Regions from separate parts of the Homo sapiens genome. Here all the other regions are linked to region 6. Evidence: chromatin contacts called from ENCODE Hi-C or POLR2A ChIA-PET data. All regions are on one chromosome and are shown on one strand. Each heading gives the region's core, a stretch centred on a gene start or an enhancer-like site at or near the end of the contact. The rest is flanking DNA. Distances are from core to core; before and after follow the strand shown.

What was found. A loop is a pair of places that touch in the nucleus more often than their neighbours do. ChIA-PET counts read pairs that join two places held with the same protein, here RNA polymerase II (POLR2A). Pooled maps may share reads with other maps.
Region 1: a loop to region 6 is called in a pooled map, with 19 times the contacts of the local background. The contact joins the promoter of SNHG19 here to the promoter of UQCC4 in region 6. A Hi-C loop is called at or near these places in 2 of 37 single-sample maps with no recorded cell type and 10 of 50 pooled maps. POLR2A ChIA-PET finds 5 or more read pairs at or near these places in 7 of 52 experiments (BJ, CD4-positive, alpha-beta T cell, CD4-positive, alpha-beta memory T cell and 4 more).
Region 2: a map of dorsolateral prefrontal cortex shows a loop between it and region 6 (2.3-fold over the local background). The contact joins the promoter of STUB1 here to the promoter of UQCC4 in region 6. A Hi-C loop is called at or near these places in 3 of 168 maps with a recorded cell type or tissue (CD4-positive, alpha-beta T cell, dorsolateral prefrontal cortex and naive thymus-derived CD4-positive, alpha-beta T cell), 1 of 37 single-sample maps with no recorded cell type and 13 of 50 pooled maps. POLR2A ChIA-PET finds 5 or more read pairs at or near these places in 1 of 52 experiments (activated B cell).
Region 3: a loop to region 6 is called in a pooled map, with 16 times the contacts of the local background. The contact joins the promoter of LINC00235 here to the promoter of UQCC4 in region 6. A Hi-C loop is called at or near these places in 3 of 37 single-sample maps with no recorded cell type and 9 of 50 pooled maps. POLR2A ChIA-PET finds 5 or more read pairs at or near these places in 1 of 52 experiments (naive thymus-derived CD8-positive, alpha-beta T cell).
Region 4: a pooled map shows a loop between it and region 6 (10-fold over the local background). The contact joins the promoter of MLST8 here to the promoter of UQCC4 in region 6. A Hi-C loop is called at or near these places in 1 of 168 maps with a recorded cell type or tissue (CD4-positive, alpha-beta T cell) and 7 of 50 pooled maps. POLR2A ChIA-PET finds 5 or more read pairs at or near these places in 1 of 52 experiments (Panc1).
Region 5: a map of CD8-positive, alpha-beta T cell shows a loop between it and region 6 (18-fold over the local background). The contact joins the promoter of METTL26 here to the promoter of UQCC4 in region 6. A Hi-C loop is called at or near these places in 1 of 168 maps with a recorded cell type or tissue (CD8-positive, alpha-beta T cell), 5 of 37 single-sample maps with no recorded cell type and 9 of 50 pooled maps. POLR2A ChIA-PET finds 5 or more read pairs at or near these places in 3 of 52 experiments (CD8-positive, alpha-beta memory T cell, K562 and activated B cell).
Region 7: a loop to region 6 is called in a pooled map, with 7 times the contacts of the local background. The contact joins the promoter of PIGQ here to the promoter of UQCC4 in region 6. A Hi-C loop is called at or near these places in 1 of 37 single-sample maps with no recorded cell type and 3 of 50 pooled maps. POLR2A ChIA-PET finds 5 or more read pairs at or near these places in 1 of 52 experiments (OCI-LY7).

What each region holds. Positions count from the first base shown.
Region 1 is chr16:2,153,992-2,156,725 of GRCh38, reverse strand. It overlaps SNHG19 (small nucleolar RNA host gene 19), which reads left to right and starts at 1,368. Exons shown (of 2, transcript NR_132114.1): 1 at 1,368-1,583; 2 at 1,804-1,944. RAB26 (RAB26, member RAS oncogene family) reads right to left here. Exons shown (of 9, transcript NM_014353.5): 9 at 2,561-2,734. It overlaps TRAF7 (TNF receptor associated factor 7), which reads right to left and starts at 944. Exons shown (of 21, transcript NM_032271.3): 1 at 868-944. It overlaps SNORD60 (small nucleolar RNA, C/D box 60), which reads left to right and starts at 1,621; the gene lies at 1,621-1,703. RefSeq lists enhancers at 1-336, 260-399, 410-509, 1,380-1,579 and a silencer at 810-899.
Region 2 is chr16:678,960-681,659 of GRCh38, reverse strand. It overlaps STUB1 (STIP1 homology and U-box containing protein 1), which reads right to left and starts at 1,250. Exons shown (of 7, transcript NM_005861.4): 1 at 976-1,250; 2 at 310-508; 3 at 57-222. The coding sequence starts at 1,134. It also overlaps the pseudogene STUB1-DT. RefSeq lists enhancers at 1-471, 442-491 and silencers at 1,172-1,381, 1,662-1,771.
Region 3 is chr16:525,805-528,733 of GRCh38, reverse strand. LINC00235 (long intergenic non-protein coding RNA 235) reads left to right here and starts at 1,327. Exons shown (of 1, transcript NR_024121.1): 1 at 1,327-1,887. CAPN15 (calpain 15) reads right to left here and starts at 1,022. Exons shown (of 14, transcript NM_005632.3): 1 at 705-1,022. RefSeq lists an enhancer at 1,902-2,463.
Region 4 is chr16:2,204,182-2,207,045 of GRCh38, reverse strand. MLST8 (MTOR associated protein MLST8) reads right to left here and starts at 1,592. Exons shown (of 9, transcript NM_022372.6): 1 at 1,534-1,592; 2 at 832-1,015; 3 at 637-688; 4 at 387-549; 5 at 1-11. The coding sequence starts at 960. RefSeq lists enhancers at 1-97, 98-937, 1,777-2,617 and a silencer at 1,035-1,684.
Region 5 is chr16:635,014-638,046 of GRCh38, reverse strand. It overlaps METTL26 (methyltransferase like 26), which reads left to right and starts at 1,742. Exons shown (of 6, transcript NM_032366.5): 1 at 1,742-1,953; 2 at 2,273-2,435; 3 at 2,707-2,766. The coding sequence starts at 1,757. It overlaps TRG-CCC2-2 (tRNA-Gly (anticodon CCC) 2-2), which reads left to right and starts at 1,241; the gene lies at 1,241-1,311. It overlaps LOC100287175 (a long non-coding RNA gene), which reads right to left and starts at 1,095. Exons shown (of 4, transcript NR_149003.1): 1 at 991-1,095; 2 at 1-24. RefSeq lists enhancers at 1-712, 2,143-2,802 and silencers at 1,731-1,850, 1,901-2,080.
Region 6 is chr16:1,419,279-1,422,257 of GRCh38, reverse strand. It overlaps UQCC4 (ubiquinol-cytochrome c reductase complex assembly factor 4), which reads left to right and starts at 1,511. Exons shown (of 2, transcript NM_001272051.2): 1 at 1,511-1,566; 2 at 1,646-2,506. The coding sequence starts at 1,535. The coding sequence ends at 2,012. RefSeq lists enhancers at 819-1,221, 511-1,364, 1,338-1,497, 1,748-1,797, 1,808-1,877 and 1 more.
Region 7 is chr16:568,716-571,490 of GRCh38, reverse strand. PIGQ (phosphatidylinositol glycan anchor biosynthesis class Q) reads right to left here and starts at 1,523. Exons shown (of 11, transcript NM_004204.5): 1 at 1,395-1,523. It overlaps NHLRC4 (NHL repeat containing 4), which reads right to left. Exons shown (of 2, transcript NM_001301159.2): 2 at 1,996-2,775. RefSeq lists an enhancer at 1-576 and silencers at 1,207-1,426, 1,497-1,656.

The DNA of each region.
Region 1 (2,734 bases), core at 119-2,618, 730 kb before region 6:
TGCACCCTGTGAGCCTGGTCCGGCCTCATCGACTTCACCTCTCCACTTGCCAGTGCTTGCTGGGGTGCGTCAGGCCCCTTCTCACCCCAGGCCTATGTACATCTGGCTCTTTCTACTTGGAATGCTCCTCCTGCATGTCCTGGGACTGGCTGCTTCTCCAACAGGCCTTTGGCTAACGGTAGCGCCGCCCCTACCCCCGGCCAGTACTCACTTTTTCAGCACCCTCTTTCTTTCTTTCACAGCACATACCGCTGCTCCCCATGATTTTAACTACCTATTGTCAATCCCACCACCCTGTCTGTCTAGATGGGGGATGGGGGGAGTTGTTCCGCAGGAGGCATTTGCCAATGCATGGAGACATTTGTTATCGCAATTGAGGAAGGGGTGGTGTTTACTGGTATCTAGCGGCCAGGAGCCAGGCAAGCTGTTCCACATCCTACAATGTACAGGGCAGCTCCTCGCAGCAAAAAGCGACCCGGGCCGCGTGGTCGATGGTGCGGAGGTTGGGGAACCCTGCAGCAGACGCCGAGCACAGGAGAACTGGGACCGTGTTCTCCGCGGTCTCCCGGCGCCCAGAACAGTGCCTGGCACCCGGGAGTCTCGGGGAATGCAGGAAGAAGGAATGAGTAAAGAACTGCGCGAGAACAGGACGGAGCGAGGGACGGACTACTGACTGGCGGACGGACAGCGACGCGGACCCCGACCCTGACCCCGACCCCGACCGTCTCAGCCCCGCCCCCCCCTCCCCGCCCCGGCCCGACCCCTCGCCTCGCCTCGCCTCGCCTCGATCTCCACGCGCCCGATCCCGCCCCACCGCGCGGTCCCGAGGCGCGAGCCCCGGGTCGGGCGCGCCGCGGGGACACTCACCCGCCCGCGGCCGCCCGGGAGCGGCAGCGCCGCCAGCCCGCTTCATGATGCCCCCTCGGCCGCCGGCCGGGAAAGGGACTAGACGCGCGAGCCGGAAGCGCCAGGCCGCTGCGCCCGCCGGGACGTGTAGTTCCCCGCCTCTCCGGGCCCGGACGGCTGCCTCACGCGCCGCACTTCCGAAACTACGACTTCCGGCGGCCTCGTCGTCGCGGGGCGGGAATGGCAGCTTCAGAATCACTCTATGTTGCAGATCGAAGTCTGATTGGCTTTGTTCATCCGTCACTCACCGTTAGGCTTCACGGACTCTGCATAAGGGAGGAGCTTCGGGTCTGGGTCTGAGAGACCGTCTCCAAAAGAAATGCCACGGTACGATTGGTGGAAACAACGCGGCAGGGAGCGGAGCGTACCAGCGGCGGGGGAAGGCGGGCACTTCCGCCAGGATAGCCCAATGACAGAGGTGGGACAGTTTCTATAAAAGCTTGAGCCTCGCCCGCCCCTGTCTTTTCGGGGTCGAGTCCGAGGGGGAAGAGGTTTGTTAATACGTTCGCCATGTGCTACGATCTTGGGACGAACTGAGCCACGAGCGTGGCTTTGAGGGCCGTCCGAACGCTGCAGGCCGGCCAGGTCCCTGGGCGTCCAGGCCTGGCCTACGCACCACTTTGTCCCTTAGCGTTTAAAGGTTTCTTCCCGAATCTCAGGCCCTCAGCTACCTGCAGGTAAGACTGGGCCGGGCTTGGGTTCCCTTATTCTCCCAGTCTGTGATGAATTGCTTTGACTTCTGACACCTCGTATGAAAACTGCACGTGCAGTCTGATTATTTAGCAAGACTGAGGCTTGAGGGTGCGCACTCCTGACGGGGAGCTGAGAGTGGAAACAGGTGTTGCCCGAAACGAAGGAGTGGGGACTTAATGTCTGTATTTTGGCGCTGACTTTCAGGTTTCGTCGCGAGCCGGCTGCAAGTTTTGAACCTAAGTAAACCTCAATCCGGAGGGCCTAGCGGTAAGGTGGGCGCTGTGTCTATTGAAGTGCTTAGCAATAAAGAAAGGTAGTGAGTTGATTCGGTTTTCTCTCAAGTGTCTTTATTTTCCTATTCTGGCACCCCAGAGGTCTGGCTGATCCACAGGCAATCTTGGAAAAGGGTACAGACATGAAAACGGAAGCTCGTTACCAGTGACTTTTCATCTCTTGGGATTGCCTTCTCCATTTCTGCCCGTGATTTTTTTTTTTTTTTTTTGAGACGGAGTTTTGCTCGTTTCCCAGGCGGGAGTGCGATGGCACAACCTCCACCTCAAGCGATTTTCCTGCCTGAGCCTCCCAAATGGCTGGAATTACAGGCGCCCACCACCACGCCCGGCTAATTTTGTATTTTTAGTAGAGACGGGGTTTCTCCGTGTTAGGCTGGTCTCAAACTCCTGACCTCAGGTGATCTGCCCACCTCAGCCTCCCAAAGTGCTGGGATCACAGGTGTGAGCCACCACGCCCAGTCAAATACTGTTTTTCATGCCTTTTGCCCCAGGGTGAGTCCAAAAAGGCTTTTGAGATTTGTGGAGGGAAGTTGACACCACCTAGGGTTCCCATGTGCCTCCTTAGGGAGGCAGCCATGGGCCATGGAGGAATGGTAGCCACACACCTGCTGAGGGTTCTGGGCCTTGCTGAGTCTCTCAAACTCCAGCATCCTGCTCTAGAAGTGGATTTTTTTCAACAGATGAGACAGACGCTCCAGAAAACACAACTTTATTCACTAGGACTGAAAACAAAGGCTTGTGCAATCAAAAGGCCAAGTTGAGTGCAAGGTGGAGCGTGCTCGGAAATCACAGACCTCACCTGTGGCCAGGCCGGGCTGGCAGTTGTTGTTTCTGGTGTTTTC
Region 2 (2,700 bases), core at 1-2,500, 740 kb after region 6:
GGAGTCGGTGATTCAGAATTATCCCAAGACAGGGCGGCCTGGGGTGAGGGTCCCACCTCTCACGCTCCGCGGCAATGAGCCTGGAGAGGTAGGAGTGCAGCTCGCTCTCCTGGTGGATGCGCCGCTCCTCAATGCTGTTCCAGCGCTTCTTCTTCGCGATTCGAAGAGCGCTGGGGATGTCGTCCCCGAAGTTCAGCCGCTGCTCCTTGGCCAGGCTGTAAGCTGGGGAACGGGGGCTTCACGTCACTCTCTGGCCAGTCCACCCGCCTGGCCCCAGAGGCCCCACAACCGGGCAGCTTGTCAGCCAACCTCGCTGCAGATTGGCGATGGCCTCATCATAGCTCTCCATCTCCAGCTGGCACTGCCCCAGGAAGAAGTGCGCCTTCACAGACTGCCCGTCCAGCTCCAGGGCGCGCCGGCAGTCGGCCAGGGCCTGCTCGTGCTGCTGCATCTTCAGGTAGCACAAGGCCCGGTTGGTGTAATACACGGCCACCAGCGGGTTCCGGGTCTAGGGACCAAGGCCGGGCCAGCCGCATGAGGGCGTAGGCTCAGCGTGCCCACTCTGACCCACGGCCCGTCCCAGCTTCTGCGCTCTGGCTAGAATCAAGAAACTAGGTTTCTCAGTTGTCAAAGCCCCTGGGTCCAAGGATCTGTGCACAGTGGAGTACTGGCTGAGCCTATCCGCTTGATTCCACTTGGTTTTGTAAAGTTTTCCAAATCTTTGGAGAGTCCGGGCTTAGGACCTGGGGTCCTCAAGGGTCGAGGGCCCCTGCCCTCCCCCCACCCGGCCGGCCTCCATCCAGCATCGCACCCTCGTTCTCCGGCACCCGGCGCTGGGCTCGAGAACCACGGCTGGGCTTTGGGAGCCGAGGACACGCCCCGAAGAGGAGCCAGACCCTCGGTGGGGCCGGCCGGGCCCGGGCCCGGCCCTCCCCGGTGCCACCGCCGCCGCCCTCCCCGCGCGGGCGCACTCACGATCGCGCGGCCGTAGCAGGCCGCCGCCTCCGGGTACTTTCGGCCCACGAACAGACGATTGCCCTGCTCCTTGAGCTCCTGCGCGCTCGGGCTCTTCTCGGGGCTTCCGCCGCCAGCGCCCAGCCGTGCGCCGCCCTCCTTCTCCTCCTTGCCCTTCATGGCGCCGCGCGGCACGGCCTGGGCTCCGCTCCCAAGCTCCGCGCCTCGCGGCCCAGCGCCCGCAGCCGGAGCCCCGCAGCCCGAGCCCGCGATCCGCTCGGGCCCGGCCCAGCTCCGCCGCCGGAACTTCCGGCCGGGGGCGGGACCAGCGGGGACGCACGCGTGGGGGCGAGTGGGGCCGCGCGTGCGCCCAACCAGCCTGGACGGGGACACTGGGCCCGCGACGTCGGGGGCTGGGAGGAACGCTCCAGTTCCCTGTCCCCGCGCTCTTAAGGGTGGGCGTTCGCGTAGGCCCTGGCCTGCCCTGCTGAGGTCTCTTCGGAACCCGCCTCGGCGGCGGCCGCCACACACATTCGACTTTCCCAGTGAGATGCCTCACTTGCTTCGCTGAGGGCGCGCTCCCGCAACAGCCTGTCCCGACCACCTGGGGTTCCGCCCCTGTCCCAACGCGCAGAGACCCCTCCCCCGGCAGCCGGCCCCATCCAGAGGCCCCGCCCCCAGCAGCCGGCCCCATCCGCAGAGGCCCCGCCCCCAGCAGCCGCCCAATCCAGAGGCCCCGCCCCCAGCCGCCGGCCCCATCAGCAGAGGCCCCGCCCCCAGCCCCATCCGCAGAGGCCCCGCCCCCAGCAACCGCCCAATCCAGAGGCCCCGCCCCCAGCACCCGGCCCCATCAGCAGAGGCCCCGCCCCCAGCCGCCGCCTCCCGCCCCTGCGCGTGAACGTAGCGGCTTCCCACGCGCTGTGGGGTGTGAGGACCCCAGTCGCTGGGCTGCCATTCTGGAGCGCCACGAGAGGTGCTACGGGCGAGCGCGAGCCCCCGAGGGCGGCTGGAAGCCCCGGACTGTTGGTAGAGTGGAAGGGGATAGAGATCGGTGGGGCGAGCGTCCTCCGTGGCCAGTCCTCCCCTCACCGCCCTTCCTCAGGTATCGGGAAGAGTTGCCAGCGGCCATCAGGGGCAGAGCAGAGAAGCATGTGACAGGGAGCTGGAGCGGCTGCTGGCCTGGCAGCTTGACTGTGAAGGGCGGCCCGCCCCGAGGGCAGGGCCTCCGTAGCGCGGGTCTTCATTGGGGCGTGGCATCGGCGGGGCGGGTGTCTCCAGTGGGGGCGGGGCCTCCCTGGTGGGTCCAGCACCCCAGGCACCCTGACCTGGCCTCCCACAGAGGGGCGCTTCCGGCCACGTCTGCAGCAGCTGGTGGCCACCAATCCCCCTGAGCTGGTTGTGCACTGTTCGACCGCCACCTTCTGCCTCCTGCCAGATGTGGGGGCTGCAGTCACCGAGCTGTGTGCCCTCTGCGGTGTGGGCCCACCACAGCCTCGGGTGAGTTGGGTGGGCACGACTTGGGTACATAGGCGTTCTTGTCTGTGAAGCGGGCAGTCTGGGCCCTTGCGTGTCGCTAGGAGCAGGAACCATAGGGCCCTGGGCTGCTGGGAGCAGGGTCTCCCAGAGCTTGTCCTGATGGGGTGTGTCTGGCTGCTTCTCCTCGCTGTTCACAGCAGTCCTGGCAGCTGGAGCTCCAGAGATGGAGGCCTTCATGTCAGATGAGGCGGTGGCCACAGTGCCCGGCTG
Region 3 (2,929 bases), core at 78-2,577, 890 kb after region 6:
CGGGTCTTGTTACCTGCAGTCCGGTAACAAACTCCAGAGCAGTAAGGGGGCCCCGAGAGCTCGCCCGGCCAGGGCCAGCTGACCACACAAGAGTTCCCCCGGTCAGGACTAGAGGGGCCCCTTCTGCAGCCAGCGGGAGGACAGCAGATTTGCAACTTCCCAGCTGGTGCCGCAGCAGCCCCAGAGGAACACGGAAGAGAACACTGGCATGGCTGGCACAGACGGGGCTCCCGCCAGCCCCTCCACGCCAGGTGGCCGCCCCCAGGCCGTTCCCCAAGTGAGGGGAGTGATGCCCGCACCAAGCACAACATCCCTAAGGCGGCCAGGACCGCACGATGGGCCCGGATATAAGGGCACTCAAGGGCAGGCAGGGCCGAGGCCGCCTCCGGTGTGCGCGGCCCCCGGGGCTGGCCTCAAGTGACCCACATGGCCCAGGTCCCTGCCGACTTCCCGCCTTCCTCTGGGTTCCTCTGCGAAGCATCGCCCAGCCCTGGCCCCCACCAGCCTGGAGGCGCCAGCGGGCGGCGGGCTGACCCCACTCCGGGGGCCCTGCCGTCCCTGCCCTGGCTCGGAGCCCGGCGCGCCCGGCCCCCGAGGCCTCCTGCGCCCCGCCGAGCCCGCGCTCCCCGCCGCCCTCCGGGCCCGCGCTCCCCGCCCGGGGTCCCCGGCTGGGCGCCCGGCCGGGCCCGGCCGACGGGACTCACCTCCACAGCCCGGCGGCGCCGCCTCGTCCTCGCGGCCCGGGCAGCGCGGCCCCGGCCCCCGGGCCCGCTCGCCCCCGCCGGCCGATCCACAACTTCTGCCTCCGGAGAGCGGCGGGGCCCCTCTCGCCGCCGGCCGCGCTGCCCGGACGGCCTCCCGCTCCTCAGCCGCGGGGCGCCCCGACCCGGCTCCGGCCCCGGCCCCTGCCCGCGTCCGGCGCCCGCCTTACGCTGCCTTCGTAGCGTAGCGCCCGGCCCGGGCCCCGCGGCTACGGCGCGCCCGGGGCGCACGCGGCGCTGTGAATCGCGCGCCCGGACTACGGCTCCCACAGGGCTGCGCGGCGCCGACGGGGCGGAAGCTCGGGGCGGTGCCTGCGCGAGGCAGGCCGGGAGTTGTAGTCCTCGGGTGGCGCCCTCCCAGTCCGCCGACCGCCCGGGCCACTTCTCCTGCCCTCGCTGCTGGAGACGGCCGGGCCCGAGGCCTCGGTCCCCGGGAGGCGCCGCGCTCCAGGATTATCAGGGAGTGGGGCGGCCCGAGGAGGAGCTGGAACTACAACTCCCAGAGGGCCTTGCGAGGGGCACGGAGGGGCGGGGCCTGCAGCCGCGGCGTCTGCGCATCAGCGGCGTCACAGACGCGTGGGGCTCGCGGGGAGCCGGGCTGGGGCCGTCCGTGTCCCGCGGGGCTCTGGGCGGCCGCTCGACCGAGGACCCACGACTCCGCCCCGACCCCGCCGTGTTCGCGAGACCCGGAGACCCCTTCGCGCCTTCCAGGACCGCCCCTTTCGCGACGCTGCGTGCTGTGCTTGGTCCTGGCGGCCAAGAGCGGCGGTGGCAAGGGGACCGCCCTGGCCCGAGACGCGGCCTGGCCTCGCAGCGTCGCTTGGGCACAGCCTCTCTAGGCCCCTTCGTCCTCGGTCGCGGAGGGACGCCATTAAACGGCCACGCCGGGCTCAACTGGGACGCGGCCCACGGCGCCCAACCAGGGCCTGGGGGAGGGAAGCCGGGGCGACTCCTGGGTCCTTCCAGGACCCTTGCGCAGGCCTCATTCTCTCCCCGGAGGTCCCCTTCCCGCTGCCCTGAGGCCACTCTCCTGCCAGCAGCTGCTGGGCCGGCTCTCGGGAGAATGCCTTGGCGTCAAGCTTATCAGGCTGCAGGGCGGGACGCGAGTGCTGAGGGCAGCCAGACTCCCGCTCTTAGGTGCACTTGAGGAGCCTGAGAAGGCAGTGGCTCTGCGGGAGAGGGAGACACAGGAGCAGGGCTGGTCCGCCGAGATTCCGGAGAGACGGTTGTGGGCCGATTCTGTGGCGAGATTTACAAGTGGGAGGTTGGGTGACGATTGCTCCTGGGCCAGAAAATCTAAGCCAGTCTCAGCAAGACCTACAAGGCCAGGGCCAGTGCTCCTCAGAGGATATTCATGCTCCAGGAAAGCCAAGGATGGGCCTCCGTCATGCTGAGATGCCGCAGCAGGGACACCTGTGTCCCACGTGGAGCTCGGCTTCTAGCTGCAGTCAGTGCAGAAGCTGGCAGGAGGGGTTTATTTCTGTCCTCGGAAGCTTTTGGTAAGGACACTTCATTCCTGTGTCTTGGACACCTCCCCCTAGGTCTGCTGCCCCCTCTGTGGAGACAGGCAGGGCAGCTGGATGTGCCGTTTGTTCCCAGACTATATCCATGCCAAAGCATCCCAAGGGCAGGAAATGTGTCCCCGGGGGCCAGTGGGGGTCTGGGGGCACAGAGGGCTGCAGAGTGAGAGCTGGCTCTCCTCTCTGCAACTTGGACAAGGCTCTGGGACCCTGTCCTCCCCAGCTTCCTCACCTGCATGGCAGGATACTGGCCAAGTGTGGCTTTCGAACCACAGGAGAGGGTGCAGTCAAGGCCTCACTCAGGGACCGCAGGTTCTCTTCCCTTCCCAGTCCTTCCCTGGCACTGCCTAGGTGGCTCCCTGGCCAGGGGCCAGTGGTCTAGCCAGCAGGCCTTATAACCTCCCCACCAGAGAGGCAGCTGCAGTTGAACCTGTTGATCTGATGCTGAGGGCCCTGCCAGCTCACTGCAGAGTGGCCAGTTCTGGCCAGTTTTGCTAGGCCAGGCCCATTTGGGGTGAGGAGAGGGTGGGAGCACCCCAGCTCTCCCCAGTAGCCTGTCATGGTGAAGGAGGAAGCCCATTCACCCAGAAGAGGGCCTCAGGAGGCGTCTTCAAGGTGACTGAGGTTTCCCCGCACAAGGAGAGTGCT
Region 4 (2,864 bases), core at 343-2,842, 780 kb before region 6:
GGTTCCGGGACCTGCGGGCCGGGCCGGGGCACATGCTGTCCATCTGGGCTTGTTGGTGCCCTACCCAGATGGCCTCGGCCTGGCCATTCCTCCCCTCCCTCTGCTGAAGGACCTGCCTCTTGGGAAATACTTGGGACGCAGGGCCCTCTGCTCCAGCAGGGAGCCTAAGCCAGTGGCTGGTGGAAGGGGAATAACAAGCTGGCTCCGGGCTCAAGGCAGGACTCGCGCTCTGATGCAATTCACTCTCCTCCTGTCCTCACTTCTCTCAGTAAGTCGCCCACAGGAAGCTCCCTGTCTCAGCCTCTGCTTGAAGAGAACCCAACCTAAAACGGTCTCCCAGAGCAGCCCACCCCAGCCCCGGGCAGCACGCCCCCTCCCCACCGCACCTGAGGTCCCAGATCCTGGCTGTGCAGTCCTCGCCGCCCGTGTACATCCAGCGGCCGTCTTCGTGGAAGCCCACAGACGCGATGTTCTTGTTGACGCCGTCGTAGCTGATGATGGGGTTAGGGTTATTGGAGTTGAGATCATACATGCGGATGTGCTGGTAACCTAGGGACACAGGCTGAACTGAAGCTTGGCTGTGCTGAGGTCGACCCACCAGAGCTCAGGAGTTTAGAGATCAAGGATCACAGATACCTGCAGCAGCAATCATGCTGCGGTCCGGTGTGACCTCCAAGGCATTCACCTGCTGGGACTGTTAAGGAGGATGACGGGAAGGTAGCCCTGAGGCCAGGGCCCCCCAGGCCTCCACCATCTGGCCTTCACACAGGCTGTGGTCCCCACACGAGGCATCCCCCCAGCGCCGCCCTGCCCGCCCCGGGTGGAGGATACGGAGTCCTGGTGCTGCACCGTCCGGGTGCAGATGCCGCTGTGGGCCTGCCAGAAGCGCACGGTGTGGTCGTAGCCTGCAGTGGCCAGGATGACCGGGTCACTGCCCACCGTGCCTGGGGAGGTGTTCATGGTGTGGCCTGCACGGGCCCTAGAGCTGAACGGCAGGGGTCAAAGGTCAGAGCATCTGCAGAGAAGGATGTGAAGTACTTAGAAGACACTCTCTGTGCTAAGTAGATTATAGACCCACAAGGCGCTGCCGAATGGCGCTTATCATTCCCATTTTAGAGTTGGGACAAGAAGCGCAGGTAGGTTCAGGGACACGCGTCACACGCGTGATACCTGGCTCCGGGGCTCCAGGGCGCGTGCTCCATCCCCGCCCCACGCACACGGCGGGGGCGCCGTCCCCCCCCCACCTCCGCAGCCGGCAGGGGGGAGTCACGCGCGGGCGCCACTCTGCCGCAGGGGCGGGCTGCGCGTGCGCAAGGCGGCGGATGGGCCGGGGAAAGCCGAGCGCTGCGGCTGCGCATGCGTAGCAGGCCAGCGGCAGGCCCTGATGGGAAAGGGCGCAGTCTGGCTGGACCCCCGAGCTCCCCTTTCCTCCGGTGACCGCCCTTGCTCCGTCCTGCTGGCCGGCTTCCCCTGGCCGTGCTCTCCCAGCCACCCAGCAGCCGGTTCCCGGCCCCTGGCTCGCGGCCTCCGTACCTTACGGGCGGCTCCGCACTCCGCCGTGTCCAGGACGGCGAGGGGAGCCGGAGCGAGTCGATCGAGGCCGAGCGTAGAGTTATCGATGGCTCCCTAGGGCGAGACCATGGCGCGGGCGGGGGTGGGTGGGACGAGACCAAAGTTCTGGGGCGGGGGGTTCCCGCCGGGAGGAACTCGGAGCGGTCCCCGTGCGCGGCCGCGGGCCCGGCGCGAGGTGGAAGGAAGCTGCGGCTTTCTCTCCGGCCTCCTGCCCACTGGCACCTGCCCTTCTGACACGGCTGTCCGTTTCCCGGGCTGTCGGGTCGCGCTGTTCCGGTGCCCTCCCTGACCCACTACTGCGCCACGCTGGGCTAGGATTGGCTGAAAATTACAGGACTTGAATTCAGACAAGTAACGAATAATTTTTTTTTTAGTGTAAGTATATCCAGGACATTGCATGGGAAATACTTATGCTAAAAAAATTTTATTGGGTATCCTGTAGTTTTACTTGCTAGATCTGGCACCCCAGCCCCAGCCTGACCCTCAGGACATCCCACTGAGCCCAGGGTCCCCCTCAAAACCACAGGCCCTCATTCCAGCTCTGTGAGCTCCACGCCGGTGCCCTCACCCTTGAGACAGGCTGTCGCATGGTTTTTTCCTGCTGCTCTTACAGACCTGGCTGCACCCCTTCCTCTGGCCGCAGAGGGGGTGCATCTTGTCCCTTGACCAGGCCATAGTTCCCATGGAGCCTTCCTTCCTATACCTTCACCTCCTCTCCTTCCTGCCGGTTAGCCTTTAAAAAAACACCATAAAACAATCCCAAATTATCTTCTTCAAAGAGCGGTCCTCACCATTTTTCTAGTTCCACGTCCTCACCTCCCACTCATTCCGCAACCCCAGTCATCTGCCTTTTACCCCCAGCTCTCTAGCTCTCCAGTGGAAATTCCTCAAGGTCACTGACAATCTCACTTTGCTAAATCCAGTGGATACTTTTCCTTCTTCCCACCTTTTTTTTTTTTTTCTCTCGAGACAGAGTCTCGCTTTCTCGCCCAGGCTGGAGTGCAGTGGTGCAATCTCGACTCACTGCAAAACCTCTGCCTCCCAGGTTCAAGCGATTTTCCTGCCTCAGCCTCCCGAGTAGCTGGGATTACAGGCACGCACCACCACACCTGGCTGATTTTTGTATTTTTAGTGGAGACGGGATTTCACCATGTTCGCAAGGCTGGTCTCAAACTCCTGACCTCAAGTGATCCGCCTACCTCAGCCTCCCAAAGTGCTGGGATTACAGGCGTGAGCCACTGCGCCCGGCCTCTTCCCACTTCTTCTTTCTTTTTTTTTTTTTTTTTATTGAG
Region 5 (3,033 bases), core at 493-2,992, 780 kb after region 6:
ATCTCGGGCTCCTCTTTCCTGTGCCTAGGGAAGCCCAGGTGAAATCTGGGTGAGGAGAGGTGCATGGGCCCCAGGAGAACCACTGGTCATCATAGGTCCCTCCTCCTGGGGCTCTCCTCGAGGTGGGGGTTGGGGGCAGGGTGCGCATTGAAGGAGGCGCAGGGAAAGTGCTCAGCCCACAGAAAGAGAGATGGAGGCGGCCAGTCAGGCGAGGAAAGCGTGGGCTTGGGCCGCAGAGCCTGCTGCAGGGTCTGGCCAGTCACCACCACGGCGGACACCAACATCTCCTGGCAGGGTTGTCCCTGACCCCTGACTCCCTGAGCCCCCCATGGCCCGCGTTCCCAGTCCCAGACTGGCAGCCTGTAAGCCACTCTCCTACCCTGAGCCACGTGACTGGCCCTCCCTGGTTTACCCCTTCCAACGTCCTTGCCCTAGCCAGAGCGATATGGGGTTCCCATTGGTGAAAAACGGCTCAGCAAAGGCGCTAAGCCAGTCCTGAATGCAGAGCCAGGCGCTTGGCACTTTCTGGAGAAGAGCCCGGCTCTGAGGCTGGGACCCCAACCCTCGGGCGCACATAAATCGCGGCCTGTGACTTGATTTCGGGGGTCACCGACCGACCCCTCACGCTATCCGTGGGCCCTGAGCTGGTGCTGTTACCCCAGTGTCACAGAGAAACCCTGGGGCATTATTCGTGCCCCTCCCGCAGACCGCCCAGTTCTGCAGGCTGGGACCGCCCGCCCCGCCCTCTGCCGCCCCTGCCGCCCCTGCCGCCCCTGCCGCCCCTGCCGCAACCCCGCTCTGGCCCCGCCCCAACCCGCCAGTCCACACTCATGTCCCGCCCCCCAGCCCCGCCTCCCCTCTCGGACCCGCCCCGATATGGCCCCGCCCCTCCGGCAACCCCGCCCTAAACTCGGACCAACAGGGGGCCCCAGCCCAGCCCCGCCCTCTCCCCAGCCCCGCCCCGACAGGGCCTCGCCCCCATCGGCTCACGAAGGCCAACGGCTTCCACGGCTCAGGCCCGAATCGAGACTGTCCTCCAGCTCGCGTCCTTCACGCCCGCTCCTTCCCCTCCGGCACTGGGGGGCACCGCGAGACTCTTACCCTCGCGGTCCCGCCAGCTGGGTCCTCCTATGCAGTCGCCAGCTCCCTTGCGCTGAGCCCGGCGCCAGCGGCGGCGCACGCCCGGAGGACTTCCCGCGTCACAGTCTCTTGTCTCCGCGGGCAGCAACTGTCTTAGACAGCGCCGCTGGTGTAGTGGTATCATGCAAGATTCCCATTCTTGCGACCCGGGTTCGATTCCCGGGCGGCGCACTTAGTTTTTTTTCCCATTTGAACATCGAACTCTCGCTAACGCCAGAAATTTAAAAGTAGAGAAAACCCGAAACCAAGGGAAGGCGCCCAGTCTGGCGCAGCGCTGACACAAATTTCGGAGAGTGACACAGGTGCCCTGAAAACCCTGGACGGCCATGGGCGACAGGGTGCCTGAGCTGAGGCGCCTGTAAACCAGCAAGCCAAGCTCGCCGTTCAGTCCCCTGCCTGGGACCGCCACACACCGCTGAGCCGCTCCCCACCGTGCCTCTGGCGACTGCTGGTCCTTTAACAGGAGGCGCGCGTGCTCCTGGGAGTTGTAGTTTATCAGCTTCCGACGTGCCCCGCGGTATCTGGACTACAGCTCCCGACGTGCCCCGCGGAAGCCCGGCCACCGCCCCCGACGCGACCCGCGCCGCGTCCGCGGCGGGGAGTTGTTGCTGCCGCGATGCTGGTGGCGGCGGCCGCGGAGCGGAACAAGGATCCCATCTTGCACGTGCTGCGGCAGTACCTGGATCCGGCCCAGCGTGGCGTCCGCGTCCTCGAGGTGGCCTCGGGCTCCGGCCAGCACGCAGCGCACTTCGCGCGGGCCTTCCCCCTGGCCGAGTGGCAGCCGTCGGACGTGGACCAGCGCTGCCTGGACAGGTGCGGCCCCCGGGGCGGCCACTTCTATCGGTGCGGCGGTCCGGGGCCTCAAGAGCCCACGGCCCGCAGCCCCGGAGGAAAAGGATGCGGCTCGGGCTCTGAGGGTGCGGGGTGGGAGCCTGGGGGTGCCCCCGGGGCAGGCCCTAGCTGTGCGGCCCCCGCGGCTGCGGAAGTGGGTGGACCTCGGGGTCCCCCTTCCCAGCCGCTTTGGTCTCCGCTCCTCAACGTGCCCCCCAGCCTCCCCTAAGAAATTCTGTGGGGGCGTCGGAAAGGCGGGTGCACAGGACTCGGCCCCCACCCAAGCGTTCGCCTCCTGCAGCATCGCGGCCACCACGCAAGCCCAGGGCCTGACCAACGTGAAGGCCCCGCTACACCTGGACGTGACGTGGGGCTGGGAGCACTGGGGCGGGATCCTGCCACAGTCGCTGGACCTGTTGCTCTGCATCAACATGGCCCATGTCAGCCCCCTGCGCTGCACGGAGGTCTGTGGGGAGCCCAGCATGGGTGTCTGCCGTGGCACCACTCACCCTGCATGGGGGCAGCTGGGATGCCAGATTTGCCCCCATCACAGTCGGGGTGAGGGTCTCCAGCCTCCCCCATCACAGTCGGGGTGAGGGTCTCCAGCCTCCCCCATCACAGTCGGGGTGAGGGTCTCCAGCCTCCCCCATCACAGTCGGGGTGAGGGTCTCCAGCCTCAGGGCCTGGCTTCTGTTGGGGGCAGCACCTCACTGCCGTCCTGTTCCTACTCACCAGGGGCTCTTCAGAGCAGCAGGACACCTGCTCAAACCCAGGGCCCTGCTCATCACCTACGGGGTGAGTGGGCCTGTCCACGGCGGGCCTCCCGCTCCCAGTCCTAGCTGCTGTCTCCTGCCCTGCTGAGAGTCCTCCCTCCTGGGCTCCCTGCCCCCCGCCCAGCCACCAGCACGGCCTCCCCTCCACTTCCAGTCTGTACCCCTCCCTGGGTCATCTGCCAGCCTCCCTACCCCCTTGCCCACCAGGCTGGCCTTGGCTGACTCCCTCTTGGGGACAGGGAGGGGGTGCCCTTTCATTCTCCAAACCCCAGCCTGCAAGTCTGTCCCA
Region 6 (2,979 bases), core at 262-2,761:
GGGTGGTACCAGCTGATCCATCCAGTGCACGCTCTGCTAAATATTTCAGGCACTGATCTTTGAGCTTAGGTTTTTGTTGTTGTTGTGCTTTTTGAGACAGAGTCTTGCTCCGTCACCCAGGCTGGAGCACAATGGCATGATCTTGGCTCACTGCAACTTCCACCTCCAGGGTACAAGCGATTCTTCTCCTTCAGCTTCCCAAGTAGCTGGAACTACAAGCGAGCGCCACCACCCCAGGCTACTTTTTGTATTTTTAGTAGAGACAGGGTTTCACCATACTGGCCAGGCTGGTCTCAAACTCCTGACCTCGTGATCCACCCGACTTGGCCTCCCAAAGTGCTGGGATTACAGGCGTGAGCCACCACACCCGGCCTGATCTTAGATTTTACAATAGTGATGTTATCCCCAGGAGCAATTTGGGGAGGTTCAGACTCTTTTTTTTTTTCAGACTGAGCCTCGCTCTGTCGCCCAGGCTGGAGTACAGTGGCTCCATCTCGGCTCACTGCAACCTCTGCCTCCCAGGTTCAAGCGATTCTCCTGCCTCAGCCTCCCGAGTAGCTGGGACTACAGGCGCCCGCCACCACGCCCGGCTAATTTTTTGTATTTTTAGTAGAGACAGGGTTTCATCGTATTAGCCAGGATGGTCTCGATCTCCTGACCTCATGATCTGCCCGCCTCGGCCTCCCAAAGTGCTGGGATTACAGGCGTGAGCCACGGCGCCCGGCCAATTTCTAATTTTGCAGCTGATTTATTAGTCCTGCAAAGGCAGACTGGTCTTCAGGCAAGACGGGGGTTTTTTCTGGAAAGGGCTGTTGACTTTGATTCAGAGTGAAACCATGAACTGAAATCCTTCCCAAAGTTAGCTCTGCCCACGCCCAGGAATGAACCAGGACAGCTTAAGGGTGGGAAGCACGACGGAGCCCCTTAGGTCTCATCTCTTCCACTGTCATTTCCTCAGTGATAATTTTTGCAAAGGCGGTTTCAGAGGCCGCAGTGACGTGAGATCGCGCCACTGCACTCCAGCCTGGGCGACAGAGAGAGTCCCTGTCTCACGAAAAGAACTAAACGGAAAAAAAAAAAAAAAAAAAATAGGGCGGTGCCACGGCCTTCGGGGAAGCCGGCAGAGAGGTGCGGGCGCCCAGCCCAGGGCAGGCGGGCAGGGCTGAGGGCGCGGATCCCCAACCAGGCCCCGCGCACCTTCATGACGGTTCAGAACTGCTCCGAGGCAAACTCAGACAACTCTCTGAGGACAACGTCCGCCCCCGCGGCGCCCGCCTCTCTTCGGGGCCAGGGACCGGGGTGTCGGTCCTATTCGAAAGGGACGGAGAACTACATTTCCCGGCATGCCATCGCGCACTCCGGGCCTGCGACGGAAAGAGCTCTTCGCAGCCGAACGTCATTTCCGCTGCGCTACTGGGACCACGTTCTGTAGTCGTGAGCGGAGGCCTGGTATGGCGCCCGGTTTCCGGTTTCCGGCGACGGAAGTGACGCTATCACGGCGCGCCAAGGCGTCAGTCGAGGAGTCAAGGCAGCAATGAATCGTGTCTTGTGTGCCCCGGCGGCCGGGTGAGCTCCTCAAGGTCTCGGAGGGCCGAGGGCAGACACCGGCGGGCGGGCGGAGCGCTTACTGCTCTCTCTCTTCCAGGGCCGTCCGGGCGCTGAGGCTCATAGGCTGGGCTTCCCGAAGCCTTCATCCGTTGCCCGGTTCCCGGGATCGGGCCCACCCTGCCGCCGAGGAAGAGGACGACCCTGACCGCCCCATTGAGTTTTCCTCCAGCAAAGCCAACCCTCACCGCTGGTCGGTGGGCCATACCATGGGAAAGGGACATCAGCGGCCCTGGTGGAAGGTGCTGCCCCTCAGCTGCTTCCTCGTGGCGCTGATCATCTGGTGCTACCTGAGGGAGGAGAGCGAGGCGGACCAGTGGTTGAGACAGGTGTGGGGAGAGGTGCCAGAGCCCAGTGATCGTTCTGAGGAGCCTGAGACTCCAGCTGCCTACAGAGCGAGAACTTGACGGGGTGCCCGCTGGGGCTGGCAGGAAGGGAGCCGACAGCCGCCCTTCGGATTTGATGTCACGTTTGCCCGTGACTGTCCTGGCTATGCGTGCGTCCTCAGCACTGAAGGACTTGGCTGGTGGATGGGGCACTTGGCTATGCTGATTCGCGTGAAGGCGGAGCAGAATCTCAGCAGATCGGAAACTGCTCCTCGCCTGGCTCTTGATGTCCAAGGATTCCATCGGCAAGACTTCTCAGATCCTTGGGGAAGGTTTCAGTTGCACTGTATGCTGTTGGATTTGCCAAGTCTTTGTATAACATAATCATGTTTCCAAAGCACTTCTGGTGACACTTGTCATCCAGTGTTAGTTTGCAGGTAATTTGCTTTCTGAGATAGAATATCTGGCAGAAGTGTGAAACTGTATTGCATGCTGCGGCCTGTGCAAGGAACACTTCCACATGTGAGTTTTACACAACAACAAATGAAAATAAATTTTAATTTTATAATATGGGATTAGATGATTCCCTTTTTTTGCATCTAGTTTTTAAAAAGGGGGTATTTGGGCAGCTATTGTTTTTTATTTTAATCTCTTCTTGTTTACCAGAGCACGTAAGTTAGTTGCACCAGCAGCTATTTTTAAAAGTTTCCTTTTCCGGTCGGGCGCGGTGGCTGACGCCTGTAATCCCAGCACTTTGGGAGGCTGAGGCGGGCGGATCACGAGGTCAGGAGATCGAGACCATCCTGGCCAACACGGTGAAACCCTGTGTCTACTAAAAAATACAAAAAATTAGCCGGGCGTGGTGGCGGGCCCCTGGAGTCCCAGCTACTCCGGAGGCTGAGGCAGGAGAATGGCGTGAACCCTGGAGGCGAAGCTTGCAGTGAGTCGAGATCGCGCCACTGCACTCCAGCCTGCACGACAAAGCGAGACTCCGTCTCAAAAAAAAAAAAAAAGTTTCGTTTTCCTTTTTTTTTTTTTTTCCAGAGTG
Region 7 (2,775 bases), core at 274-2,773, 850 kb after region 6:
CAGGCTAACCAGACACACACAGGCTAGCCAGACACAAACACACACACACACACACAGGCTAACCAGACACACACAGGCTAGCCAGACACACACACACGGGCACCAGGCTAGCCACGGGTCCCAGGCTAGCCAGACACACACACACACACGGGCACCAGGCTAGCCATGGTTGCCAGGCTAGCCAGACACACACACACACACGGGCGCCAGGCTAGCCACACACACACACACAGGCTAGCCAGACACACACACACACACACAGGCTAACCAGACACACACAGGCTAGCCAGACACACACACACACACACACGGGCGCCAGGCTAGCCACGGGTGCCAGGCTAGCCAGACACACACACACACACACGGGCACCAGGCTAGCCAGACACACACACACACACACACACACACACACACACACACACACACACACACACACACACACACACACACACGGGCGCCAGGCTAGCCAGAAGAGCTTCCTCTGCTAAGAATGAGCCCGAGTGCTCTTGAGAAGCCATTCCCAGACCAGGCAGGTAGGGAGGTCGACCATATAAAGTAGTAAGACTAAGACTTCCCTCTCCTCCCCGTGAATGAGGGAATGGGGGCACCCCAGCCCAGTTAGGACGGGCCAGGGCCATCTCTGGCTGAGCCGCCCCTCCCTGCCACCGCTCCACAAGAGCTCTGGAGAATTTGCGTTTCCCAGCGCCTTGTTTGAAAAATAAACACCAACCTGGCGCGGTGGCTCACGCCTGTAATCCCAGCACTTTGGGAGGCCGAGGCGGGCGGATCACTTGAGGTCAGGAGCTTAAGACCAGCCTCGATGGGGGTGAAACCAAGTCTCTACTAAAAATACAGAAATTAGCCGGGCGTGGTGGTGGGCACCTGTAATCCCAGCTACTGGGGAGGCTGAGGCAGGAGAATCGCTGGAACCCGGGAGGCAGCGGTTGCAGTGACCCGAGATCGCGCCATTGCACTCCAGCCTGGGCGACAGAGCGAGACTCCCTCTCAAAATAAATAAATAATGAAAAACAAACACGAGTTCAGCCTGGGCAACATGGTGAGACCCCGTCTCAAAACAAACAAACAAACAAACTTGCTTGCCTTCCTCAAGCAGGGCCTTCCCCTCTCATTTGGGAAGAGCCTACGATTCCGTTTTTTGCCCTTTCCTGCAAACCGGGACAACTGCGAAGGGCCCACAGCCAGGCCCGGGCCGCCGACCGCCCTTGCACAGGGTCCACAGGGGCCCAGGTCGGCGCGGGCCCGGGGGCGGCCCCACTTCTGGGAGGAGAAAGCAGCGGCGCCGCGGGCGGGAGTGCGGAGCCCCCAGCCCAGGCCCGGAGCCGCAGGGGCGCTGCCCGAGGTCCCGCCGCGCGCCGCCCACCCCCCCTGCTCACCGGGTGCTTCCGGGGCCGCGCGCTCGGGCGGCGGGGTCCGGATGGGGTTGGGGACCCCGATGGGCGGGCCCGGGCAGACGACGGCGCTCGCTGCCTCCAGCCCCGCCGCGGGACCCGAGCCCCACTTCCGCCGGCTCCGCGCGTTGCCGCGCGACGGTCCGGCCCCCAAAGGCGCCCGGGCTGCCCGCCCGCCCGCCCGACCCGAGCGTTCCGCGGCGCAGCGTGCCCGCCCAGTCCCCAGGCCCGGACCTCCCGAGCCTGCCTCCGGGCCGCCAGCCCCGCGTCAGCTCGGTTTCCTCACCTGAGAAACTGACTGGACCTGGCCTTCGTGGAACCCGGACCCCGCCTGGCTCCCAGCCTCCCCAAGTGAACAGGTCCCCAGGCCCTGCGGGATTCCAGGAAGGCCCCAGCCCCAGCCCGGTCCCGCCCCCGTCACTCTGTTGTCTGCAGAGGGGCCGCCCCCAGATCCCCAAGGCCAGTGGTGCCGGGAATTTTGAGCCCTGGTAGGACCAGCCCAGAGGCTGCCGCCAGCGATCGTCAGGAGAGAACACACAGGCGTCCAGCCCCTCCCGATCCCAGGAACAAGACCCCAGCCCAGACCTCAGCGGCAACTCCGTTTATTGAGCACCTAACTACATTGCGCAGTTAGTCCCCCACCCACAGGACCCAGACATATGAGGGACCTCTCAGGGGGGATGTCCTGTGATACAGGGGAGCCCCACCTCCCCACCCCACAGGGGTAGAGCCAGACACCGTCCCCTCCCAGCTCCCTCCCCCATACAGGCCCTTCCCTGGACCCCAGACCCACGGAGTAACCCAGACGCCTCTCCTTTCACGCCTCATTTCCCCACTTGTAAAATGGGAGGAGAGGGTTAGACCCCTATTTTTTCTCAGTTTTCCAAAGCAGCAGGAGTCTCTCCTTGTAGGAAGCTCCCCCAGACCCTCCCAGCACGGCTGCACTGGGAGGACAAACAGCATGGAGCTGTTTGTCCCTGTCTGCAGAATGAAGGCCCAGACAGCTTTCATTCATGGGGACGCGGAAGAAAAGGCATCCAGGGTTCAGCCAGCCATGGGCCTCCAGACACTCCAGGGTTGCCTCCCCCTTACCTCTGCCAGGCCCAGAGAAGCTACTGGAGGCTCAGGACTCTAGGTCCCTCTGAGGTTGGGGACATTTAGGGGCCACACCCCTGCCCCAGGCCGCCCCGCCCAGCCCAGCCCAGCCACACCCTCCCTGCCTGTCTGCCCCCGATTAGGAGGCCTGGGCAGGGGCACCTGGTGGGAGAGTCTGCCTAGCTGTGTGCCGGCAGCTGGCCCAGGATCTCAAGGCTTCAGCTGCCAGCCCCAAAGTCCAGGCACAGGGCCTGAGGGGGTGTGGGGGGCA